Linked DNA regions of Homo sapiens: regions 2 and 3 are each linked to region 1. Evidence: chromatin contacts called from ENCODE Hi-C or POLR2A ChIA-PET data. All regions are on one chromosome and are shown on one strand. Each heading gives the region's core, a stretch centred on a gene start or an enhancer-like site at or near the end of the contact. The rest is flanking DNA. Distances are from core to core; before and after follow the strand shown. Region 1 holds the start of MPPED2 (metallophosphoesterase domain containing 2). Region 2 has its middle 70 kb from the start of ARL14EP. Region 3 overlaps LOC102723403 (a long non-coding RNA gene).

Region 1 (3,216 bases), core at 698-3,197:
CTTTGTAATGGATAACCCACTTGATTTTTTATGGCATTAAGTATCCTGTAAAATGTACCACTAAAGTAGAAAGCATTATTATTTACTGTCTGGGTGCACATATTTAGATTCAGAATCATGTTCAAACTAGTTTGTCTGTTTTGTTTGACTGCAATTTTTTTTAAAGAAGGAAACCACAGAAATTATTTGGCTGGTGATGCTTTTTTTTTTTTGAACTGATTAAATCAGCCCAAATCAGTCTAAAAATTCAAACTATTAAGATATGAGGAATGTAGTACTCAGTCACAGAGTAAAGGAAACAAAACCAAGCATTTCTTCAAAAACGTGATTCTAGTCAGTGTTCGCTGATGGGCTAGAAAACAAAAGAAAACAAAATTTAAAGGTGCCTCTATGCCCCCATCTTTGGCATCCTTTAATGTCAATGTCACTTGTTCTGATTTGTGCTGGGCAAGGAAAGACACTGTCCTTTCCACCCCAGCACATTTGACAAGCACTGACACTCTGGGCATGCTGTAAAATAAAATAAATACATTAGTAAGACCATTTCCCTTTTCATTTCAGCCTAGGCATAAGAGATGGGTTACTTAAAATTCAAGTGCCAGGAAAGCCCATTGTAAAAGGGAAATATTTTCAAGTGAATTCCGTTTGATCTTTTTTTATAGGGGCTCCTACAAGCCTCTCTCCCTTCCTCCCCAGACCCTGGAAACCAATTAGTCTCAGCACAGAGGCCACAGACCAGGTTGCAATGGCTCCTTTTTATTTTTAGGGGGTATAATTTCAGCCAGGATGTCTAGTCAGTTGTCACATAGTATACTTAGCACACTTCTCTCTCACACACATATATATACATTGGATTTCCCTTCAGAGAATGCACAGATCTTTCAGTCTGACTCCTAGAAAGGAATTAGATCTGGTTGCTGTCCCAATCTTTCAGCAATGACAATGGCATAACATCACAGGGCCACCTCATCTTTCACAGACAACCCTGCCAACCAAGTTTTCTAAAAGCCTTCTCTCCCTTGTTTTCTGTCTTCCAGCATTTCAGCGGCATTTCCTTTCCTTGTGTTGTTTGTACAAAATTCTGAAAACCTTTTCTTCCATTTTCCAAAGTAGCAGACAAAACTGGACTAAGTTTGATTTTTAAAATGCTTTTGACATGCTTATCTTTTGGGGAAAATTTTATCCAAAAGACGAAAATGGAAACAATTAGAGTCTTTGCCTCTCCTCACCTTCCTGTCCTGAATCTGCCTTAATTCATGGAGGTAAAAAAAATGATCAGCTGGGTTGGCCTTTTCTTTCTCAGCAACATTGCAGAGAGAAAGAGGTGAGTGTGTGAGTGAGTGAGTGAGCGTGTGTGTGTGTGTGTGTGTCTGTCGTGTTGAAAGGCTTGGGGAAAAAGGAGCACAGCTCTCCCCCAGGAAAGCCTCAGATCAGCAGATGGGAGGGAACCTAGGGTCGCCTTCCTAGGTCTGAGCGAAGTGTCCCAGCCGCTCCCCTTACCCCTGCGGTGAGCCCTGCGTCCTGGAACGGTGCCAGGACTCCTGACAGAGCCTGGCAGGTCGGTGGGTGGCGGGGAGCTGGGTGTTCTCTTTGCAGAAGAACACCATTTGGGAGAAAGCTCCCTTCTTTTCCTGGGGCACCGTAGCCCGCCTTCCTTCCCCTATCATTTTTTACGCAGATCGCACTCATGATGATGAACTTGCAGCTCAGCTTCCTGCCGCCTGCTTGACCCGGGAGCACCAGCAGGCTACCGGGCCTCGCCCTCGGCTCCCTCCTCCTCTCGAAACCCTGGGGCTTCGGGGCACCGGTGGGGGTCCGAGTGGGCAGGGACTGCGGGAGGGGCGTGCAGGGGCGCGGGGTCCCGCCGGGGAGCGCGCACGGAGCGGCGCCTCGGCCGCCCTGCTTCCTGGAGCTGTGCTCCTTTGACCCCAGTGGCAGTCCCTGTCACTGCACCGCTCGCTCTCCCTCCGGCTCGCCGCGCCCTCGCTCCCTCTCCTCGCCCCCTCGCTCGCTCTCTCCCCAGATCGAGGCTGCTCGGGTCCTTTCTCCCCCCGCCTCCCTCTAGCGCCGCGCCCCCTGGCCCCCAGCCCCAGCCTGCGGCGGGACCTCCGGGGTCGAAGGTTCTGGCCCGCTCGCGCCCCTCGCCGCCCCCGCGCGCCCCCAGCGCTCCTCCAGCCGGCTCGGGCCGCTCGGCTATGGATCGCCTGCTCGCCGGGCGCTGAAGGCATCCCCGGGATCCGGAGCGCAGCCCGGGAAAGGTAATCCGCCCCGGGAAGGGAGGCGGAGGGCGGGGGAGGGGGAGGAGGCGGCCGGGAGCCCGGTGCCGAGCACTAGAGGAAGGGAAAAAAATGCACACACAAAGCGGAGCCCGGGTGAGAGGTGCCTTGTCAGAGGCGCGTGCGAGGGGCTCGGAGGCTGCGGACCCGGGCTGCCCCGGTGCCCCTGACATCCGCACGAGCGGGCGCCTCCCGGGCAATTCGGCGCTCGGGGAGGGCTGATTTTCAACCCCTGAGCGAAAGCAAATTCTTTTTTAGGAGGTGTCTTCCCTCCGACTCCCCATCCTGCGCCTCTTCTCTTCTCCACCCCCTCCAGCCATCAGTCCCCCGACCTCTGGGGGTCCCCACCTCTTCGCTCCCTCCTCCGCCAGGATTTCTTAGGAGGAGAGGAGGGGGTATCGGCGAGAAGCTGGGGAAGCCGGGCGGCGGGGATGGGGGTGGGGACGAGGGCTCAGCGAGCTGTTTACTAGAAAGTCCCGGGGTGATGTGTTCGAGCCGCCCCGGCCTAGGCCTGGGTGCATTGTGTTGGCCCGATCCCCGGGCTCCCGCGGCGGCCCGAGGCCAGGTGCAGTGACGAGGGGAAGGCACCGCGCAGCTTTGTGCTCCGGCTGCGCCCCGCGGCCGCCCCCGGGGCCGCCCGCGCGCGCCGCTCTCGCTCGGGGCTCTTTCTCACCCCGTCCCCGCGCCCCAACCTCACTCTCCGCCGCTGCCTGGGTCTCCGCGCTCGCAGCCTGCGGAGCGACCCGGCGACCCAAGCTGGGGTCGAGGCTAGGCGACGGGGGACGAGTACCGAGGAAAAGTAACCGTTGCCGCCGGATTTCTTCTCTACAGAGGCAGGAGTTTCTTTGCTATTTACGTATAACAAGGTTATCTTTGTAAAGCCTTTGAATTCCGGGGTTTTGCGGCCTAGGAGGTGAAGGGGGCATTTTTCTAGAGGCTC
Region 2 (3,382 bases), core at 797-3,296, 190 kb after region 1:
ATAAAAATACAAATTACAGAGTGGGAGAAAATATTTTCACATCACATATCAAACAAAGATCTTGTAGCTAGAATATATAAAGAAGTCTTAAAATTCAACCAAATTAAAAATGGGTAAAAAGTTGAATAAACACATAACCAAAGAGGATCTGTGGATGGCAAATAAGCATAAGAAAAGATTTCCGACCTTATTAGCTACTAAGAAAATGCAAATTAAAACCACAATGAGATAACATTACATCCCTATTAAAATGGCCATTTAAAAAAAAGCCTGATAATATCAAGTGCTGACAAGGATGCAGAGCAACTGGAATCCCCATGCATTACTTATAGAAATGAAAAATGGTAGAGCCTCCTGGAACACAGCTTAGCAGTTTCTCATGAATTTAAAGATACATTTACAGATGATCTAGCAATCTCACTTCTGAATATTTACCCTAGAGAGATGATGACTCATGTTCACTCAAAAACCTGCATACAAATGCTTATAGTATCTCTACTTATAATCACCAAAAACTGAAACAATCCAAATATCCTTCAGCAGGTAAAGGGATAAACAAACAGTTGCACATCCATAAAGTGGAATACTACTTGGTAATAAAAAGGAACAAACTATTGGTACACACAACAGCCTGGATGAATCGCAAAGACATTATGCTGAGTGAAAGAAGACAGTCTCAAAAGATATATTCCACTTGTATGATATTCTGAAGAAAACAAAACTATACTGATCAGTGGTTGCCAGGGGTTAGGATGGGGGCAAAGCATGACTACAAAAGAGCAGCACAGGGGAGTTTTTGGGGCTGACAAAATTGTTTTGTATCCCGATTGTGGTAGTGGCTACACAAATCTATACTGTGTTAAAACTCAGAACTGCACACCAAAAACAAGTCAGATTAACTGTACATTAACTTTAAAAACAGGATAAAATTAAACATATTTTGAAAAATGATCCCAGCAAGAAGCCATTCTAACTTATGATAAACAAGGCATAACACCCCAGAACTCTGGGAGTCCTTAAATATAATTTGTTTATTATTTATTGGGCAAATGTTTATTGAGCACTACCTATGTGTTCACATTGTTTTAGGCACAGAGGATGAAGTTCTAAACATAACAAAAACTCCTGGGAGGTTATATTATAATAAATAGTAACTATATACTATGTCAGATGGTATACATACTCAGGTAAGCAGGATAGGAAATTGCAGGAGGTTGTGCCAAACCATCCCTGGACAGAGCTGATTTGGTTTGAGATAAAGGGAAGGGAATTTTCTATGGAAAATCTCTTACCCAAGGCCAAGATGGAACTCTGGTCTGAAAATCCTTTGAGTTGGAGGCATGCTTTAGGCCTGGATGATAAAGCCAAAGTCATCTAAAGACCACAGAGACTGTCCAGGATGTAGTGAGAGCAGAGATAGGGTTGTCTATTAGAGACTGTATCCAGGATGTAGTGAGAGCAGAGATAGGGTTGTCTATTAGGAAGGACACAGAGGGTGGGACACTGGCTGTGGGCTTCCAGTGATGTCCTGAGTACCCAGCAGGTGTGGTGGAGAGGCAAGACTCTGACCCACATGACTCATAGTTAATTTGAGAAAGAGAAACAACTGTCGATGAGAGGTGATCTCCAGATTGGGCACAAATTGAAGGTTCCCAAATACAAGGAGTGAATGTTCAGGGAAGTAGTGGCTGGGAAGAACCCTAGGATGGAAAGAGGCCAGCAAGAGGAACAGAGGGAAGACTTGAACCAAGCTGACAAAATGCCAGGACCCAAGCATAGAAGGCAAGATACCGGATAAAGTGTTTGGAAAGAAGCTAGTGGACACACTTTGCCTTAAACCCTGAGCACATTTTAAAATAGGCACTTCTTCCTCAGATATTGCTGCTTCCTTCCTCCTGGTTCAGTGACTGCTCCTTGAGTCTATCTTGGAGGTGAGCAAACCTTAAGTGGGGAGCATGAACACTCTCTCCCATCTGTCTATCCATTACTATCTCATGCTCCTGAGCTCCAGCTCAGGGAAATCCAAGGGAACCCGTCCCCTTTAAGAACCAGTGGCTTGCAGGGACTGGCTTTCTGCCAGGGTAGAAAAGTAGAGCAGGAGACATTTAAAGCCCTGTTTGAAAACTGTCATTTTTCCAACGACCTCAGATGGGGTGATTAATCAAGAAGCAATTCCGGAGAGAAGCCATCTTCTTTACCTGCTTAAATCTCCCAGGTTAAGTTGTATTTTAAGCCCTGGCTTATTTTCAGACAAGTTTGTTGCTGTTGCCTAACCCTATGTTAAAGTAATTATTGTCTGCGAAGGTCACACAGAGTTCAGTGGAACTGAAAAACTCACAGCCTTTAGTATTAATGGGGTAAGCAGCCTGTTCAGGGCCTTTTCCTTAAAGAGACAGACCGGTGAGAACAGTCAATAAGGACAAAAAAGCATTTGACATTTCAAGAGAGAGAAGGCTTATTCTTTTTGTGGCTTCTGGCAAAGACCCCAAAATCAAACAAAGAAACCATTAGAGGGGAGTCAATCGCTATCTTCTACATGCCAGTGTTCAAAAATGTTGTTGAATTTGTTATTTGAACTCAAGTGGGAAGTTAGAAATTCAAAGTGGAAGGAAGAGAAATAGTATAGTTTGAACACCTACCATACACCAGGTGCTTTACATAATTACCTTAATTCTCACAACTACTTCTTTGAAGTAGTTATATGTACTACTATTATATGTACCATTGCAGATGAGGAAACTGAGGCTTAGAGAGGTAATTTGCTCTGGATTACACACTTAGTAACTGGCAGAGCCAGGATTAGCATCCAGGTTGGTGTGACTAGAAAATGCAGACCCTTTTCATGTGACTTCCTGAATCACATTAATTTAAAGCCTAATGTTGGGGCTTTAGATGTGAAGGTAACTGGGGAGGTTGAATTTTTCCATTTTTAAATTGATATTTGATTCTATAAATATATATTATGAAATTCATTTCAAACAACACTTTTCAGTTTGGCTTCTATGTTGATTGGAAAATAATGAGAACTAATAGTTAAGACTTAATAAATGCCAGACATTGAAGCAAAATGACATGATCTTATTGAATCCACACATGTACACATATGATTAAACATTTAGAAACATACACAATCATTCCATTTTACAGAGAAGGAAATTGAGGCTTAGAGAATTCTTGTTCATATATCACAGGCAATATGTGGTAGAGCCAGGATGCGAACCCAAGCAATTTTATGTGAGAGCCCACTATCCCACCAACTGTTTCATTCAGAGACCATGGCTTCTACTGCCTGCCCCACCAACTGATAACGTTAGGTACCTGGCCCAGATTTCCTCAATGAGGAACCTGAGGGCTGGTCTACAATCACGTCCAAAGTACAGAG
Region 3 (3,122 bases), core at 460-2,959, 230 kb after region 1:
ACCTCTTCAAAGGCAATTTTCCTGCATCAGTGTCACACAGGTAGATTGCTTGGGACTGCATTTATTCATTTCCCAATTTTTTTAAATCGTACTTCACCTTGGATTAATTGCTTGACAATGTCAATCCATTTCTTTGTGGGATCCCCAAATGGGAATTCAATCACTGCCTCTGATCAAGTGGGGAACCTTCATCTGCTTGGGATGACAAAGATCTGCAGTCTCCTCACCCAGCTACCTGTTCATCAGTTAGTCCCTTTGGCAGAATCATCCATGCCATTGGAACACTTGGGGATAGCCTGCCTGATTAGTTAAATTTTTCTTTGTCACCTCGTGAGCCTGCCTTGTCCAACTCTGTAACTTTGAATGTGAGGAAAAACTGGCTGTTTGTGTAAACATAAATGCCTCTTCACAACTGAACACTTTCCACCCTTGTATTAGGATGGTGTGCATTTCCACTGTTTGCCTGTTACTGTCACCCCACAGCTGCTCTGGGAAGCAATGCAGAAGGTTCCCTCCCTGAGTTCTCCGACCACAGTGGACGACTCCAGTGGCTTCAAGAAACATCCATGACAGTACTGGGGATCATTCGTTGGTTTCACAGTGTAGGGCCTGGTTTGTGATTCTCTCTAATGGCAGACCAGGCCTCTGGACCAGAAATGGGGCCATGGAAAGTGGCATGAAAGGATCTCAGCAACAGGAATAAACAGATTTGGTTCTAGCAGTGCTTGTTTCATTAGATATTTCAACCTGCTTAAGTGGAGAAATAGTAGACTTGAACCAATTGAAAAAACCCAGAACGATACACACCAATTTGCTGAGTCCTGAAAAGAATGCAATTCCAAATCTATTCATCTACCGAAACCATGACCCAAACCAATATCACCACCAAACCTACCCACCCCACCAAACACACACTCTGAGAAGGGAGAGAGGATGCGGAATAAGGACCAAAGGATTAAAGAAGAATGTCAAATAATTCTGCATAGTAAACCTGAACTAAAGTAAAATTATATCAATCCTCCTTTTCCCATCAAAGACTGAGCATTCTGGTTAATGAAATAATTTAAGGTACAGTAATTTGCTTTCACGGAAACACAATTTTCCAACTTATGAGTAACTTATATGTACAGTGGGAATCAAAGTATCCTTTTAGTCTTTAATAAACCAAGCATTATAATGAAGATAGTGTCTAAACAGCTTTCTCCTTTTAGTGGTCCGCACCAAAGAAGATAAATAGATGGGCTTAGCTACAGAAAGGCAGCCTCCACAGACAGGAGGTGAATGCATCCTTCTTCTGCATGTGGTGCTGAGAATTGGGAGGGCTTGCAAACTTCACCGGACAGGTGTATCCTTCTTTTGCTCTTCACAGTTAAGGATCTGGAACATTCCAGCTCCTTGGCAGCAAGGAAGGTTACCAGATGTAAAAGAACGCAAAGGGTATCTCTGGAGGAGAAAAGTCTTTCAGGCTCTTGGGACTCTTTGGACCCTTGTTAGAAATTGTGTGTACCCTACTCTCCTGGCCTGAGGAAGAACCGATGCTTGGCGAAGGCTGAGGTTTAGATGTATGGCCACAGTGGCTTTGCAGCTCGTTTTCTGAACCAGTCCAATTCGGAGGCAGATCGAGATTAAGCTCAAAGAGAAGAATTTTAGGCATGGGATAAAACTTAATTTTCCTGATGAGAGAAATGAGAGCTAAAGTGAGAAAGTGCTAATGAAAGATTCCAGGCAAAGAAGGCAGGGCCAGCTGCCAGTTTACAAACTGAGCTTGGCAGACAGACAGTGGAGCTCTGACAGGGAGTTTCTCTGTGCATTTTAGAAGAAGGCAGAATAGATCTAAATGCAGCCAACCTATTGATTTATTCTCTTTGTACTGGACATGGCTTTTTATTAAAGAAAGCAGATATTCAATAGTGTTAACTAGTAATGGGAATTGACTTTTCACTAATTGCACAGACCTTGGCATTAATACACTTTAATGGAACCTGGGCTCTGTGTCCCTCAGATCAATCCCGAAGTTTTTCTCTAACTCTTTCTGGTCAAAGGATATGAATGGCATTGTAACCGAGGAGACCTTTTTTAATCTTTTTTTTTTTTTTAATTCATGGAATGAATAGGCTGAGGAACTTTCTTTTATTCCAAGAGACCAGAGAGAGGGGTAGTTCTGTGACTTCTAAAATACATAGAAACTTTGTGGGTCTGAACTGACTTTGGAGCTTGGTGTTGGCAATTTAAAATTCAGTTGTGAAGGCTGGAAAAGAGTTTAGCTTCCCATGCACCTGGCTGGGTCCTGCCCTTGCTGGATTTTCTGAGGCAGACGAATCACCACTTATTTATCATTCATTTGTTAGATTTATTAAAAGTAAATAGGATCCCTGACAGCTGCTGGGCTCATATGCAGACCTGGAGCCAAGGATATGAGAATATGGGTAGCCCTGGCAAACCTCTACAGCAGAATCTGACCTCACCAAAGGGAAAGTAGCATGGCATACCAGATCCTGCCATGGACAAGGACATTCCTGAAGGCCCCAGGATGGCAAATGTCCCAACTCCAGTTCTCCAGGAATTATTGTCAGATTCTTTCTCCAGCCACAGAATATTAGGAGGATCCTCTAAGACAATGATGCTTCAAATCCAAAGCATGAGACTTTGAGGTTCTCAGGGAGGATGTTTGTCTCTTATTAATCTTTGAATATGACAATTCCTGGAGTCAGGGCCAGACAAACCCGGTTTAATTTATAGTTTTACCTCTTTCTAGCTTGGTGGTAATAAGTCAGTCTCTGTGAGCCTCTATGTCTTCATTTGCAAAAAAGAAAGAAAGAAAATAGAAACACATGATTCAAAGGGTTGTTGAGGGATTCAAATAAAATACTGTATGTAAAGCTTTTAGCTCATTGAGGGCTCCTTCAGTGAATGGTAGTTATGATTATCATCATCTTTGAATCCTTCGCACTTAGACATTGGGCATTTTGTAAATGTAAGTTCAGTGAATGGGTTCATTCTTTGATTCAACTAATTTTGTGCCTGTTACATGCCAAGCACTATTCTGCAGTGCACAGACACACCTCCTGACCTCATGGAGTGTACAGTTTGGTGGGAATACAGGAACAGAGAAGTAAATGAAT

What was found. A loop is a pair of places that touch in the nucleus more often than their neighbours do. ChIA-PET counts read pairs that join two places held with the same protein, here RNA polymerase II (POLR2A). Pooled maps may share reads with other maps.
Region 2: a loop to region 1 is called in a map of heart right ventricle, with 2.8 times the contacts of the local background. The contact joins the enhancer-like site here to the promoter of MPPED2 in region 1. A Hi-C loop is called at or near these places in 2 of 168 maps with a recorded cell type or tissue (both heart right ventricle) and 5 of 50 pooled maps. POLR2A ChIA-PET finds 5 or more read pairs at or near these places in 2 of 52 experiments (H1 and activated T-cell).
Region 3: a map of heart right ventricle shows a loop between it and region 1 (4-fold over the local background). The contact joins the enhancer-like site here to the promoter of MPPED2 in region 1. A Hi-C loop is called at or near these places in 38 of 168 maps with a recorded cell type or tissue (A673, Caco-2, Panc1 and 18 more), 14 of 37 single-sample maps with no recorded cell type and 31 of 50 pooled maps. POLR2A ChIA-PET finds 5 or more read pairs at or near these places in 1 of 52 experiments (activated T-cell).

The regions. Positions count from the first base shown.
Region 1 is chr11:30,585,084-30,588,299 of GRCh38, reverse strand. MPPED2 (metallophosphoesterase domain containing 2) reads left to right here and starts at 1,947. Exons shown (of 7, transcript NM_001584.3): 1 at 1,947-2,258. All of the region lies in intron 1 of MPPED2-AS1 (MPPED2 antisense RNA 1), which reads right to left. RefSeq lists a silencer at 1,993-2,042.
Region 2 is chr11:30,391,332-30,394,713 of GRCh38, reverse strand. It overlaps a transcript of MPPED2 not described here. Among named protein-coding and RNA genes, the nearest start is that of ARL14EP, 70 kb to the right of the region's middle. Within about 2 kb of position 2,046, at least 3 of the 41 ENCODE cell types and tissues checked have a DNase peak (open chromatin) inside an H3K27ac peak, as active enhancers do; they include heart right ventricle, where a contact is called at or near this core.
Region 3 is chr11:30,357,406-30,360,527 of GRCh38, reverse strand. It overlaps LOC102723403 (a long non-coding RNA gene), which reads left to right. Exons shown (of 4, transcript XR_001748162.1): 3 at 1-40. Among named protein-coding and RNA genes, the nearest start is that of ARL14EP, 36 kb to the right of the region's middle. Within about 2 kb of position 1,709, at least 2 of the 41 ENCODE cell types and tissues checked have a DNase peak (open chromatin) inside an H3K27ac peak, as active enhancers do; they include heart right ventricle and left ventricle myocardium inferior, where a contact is called at or near this core.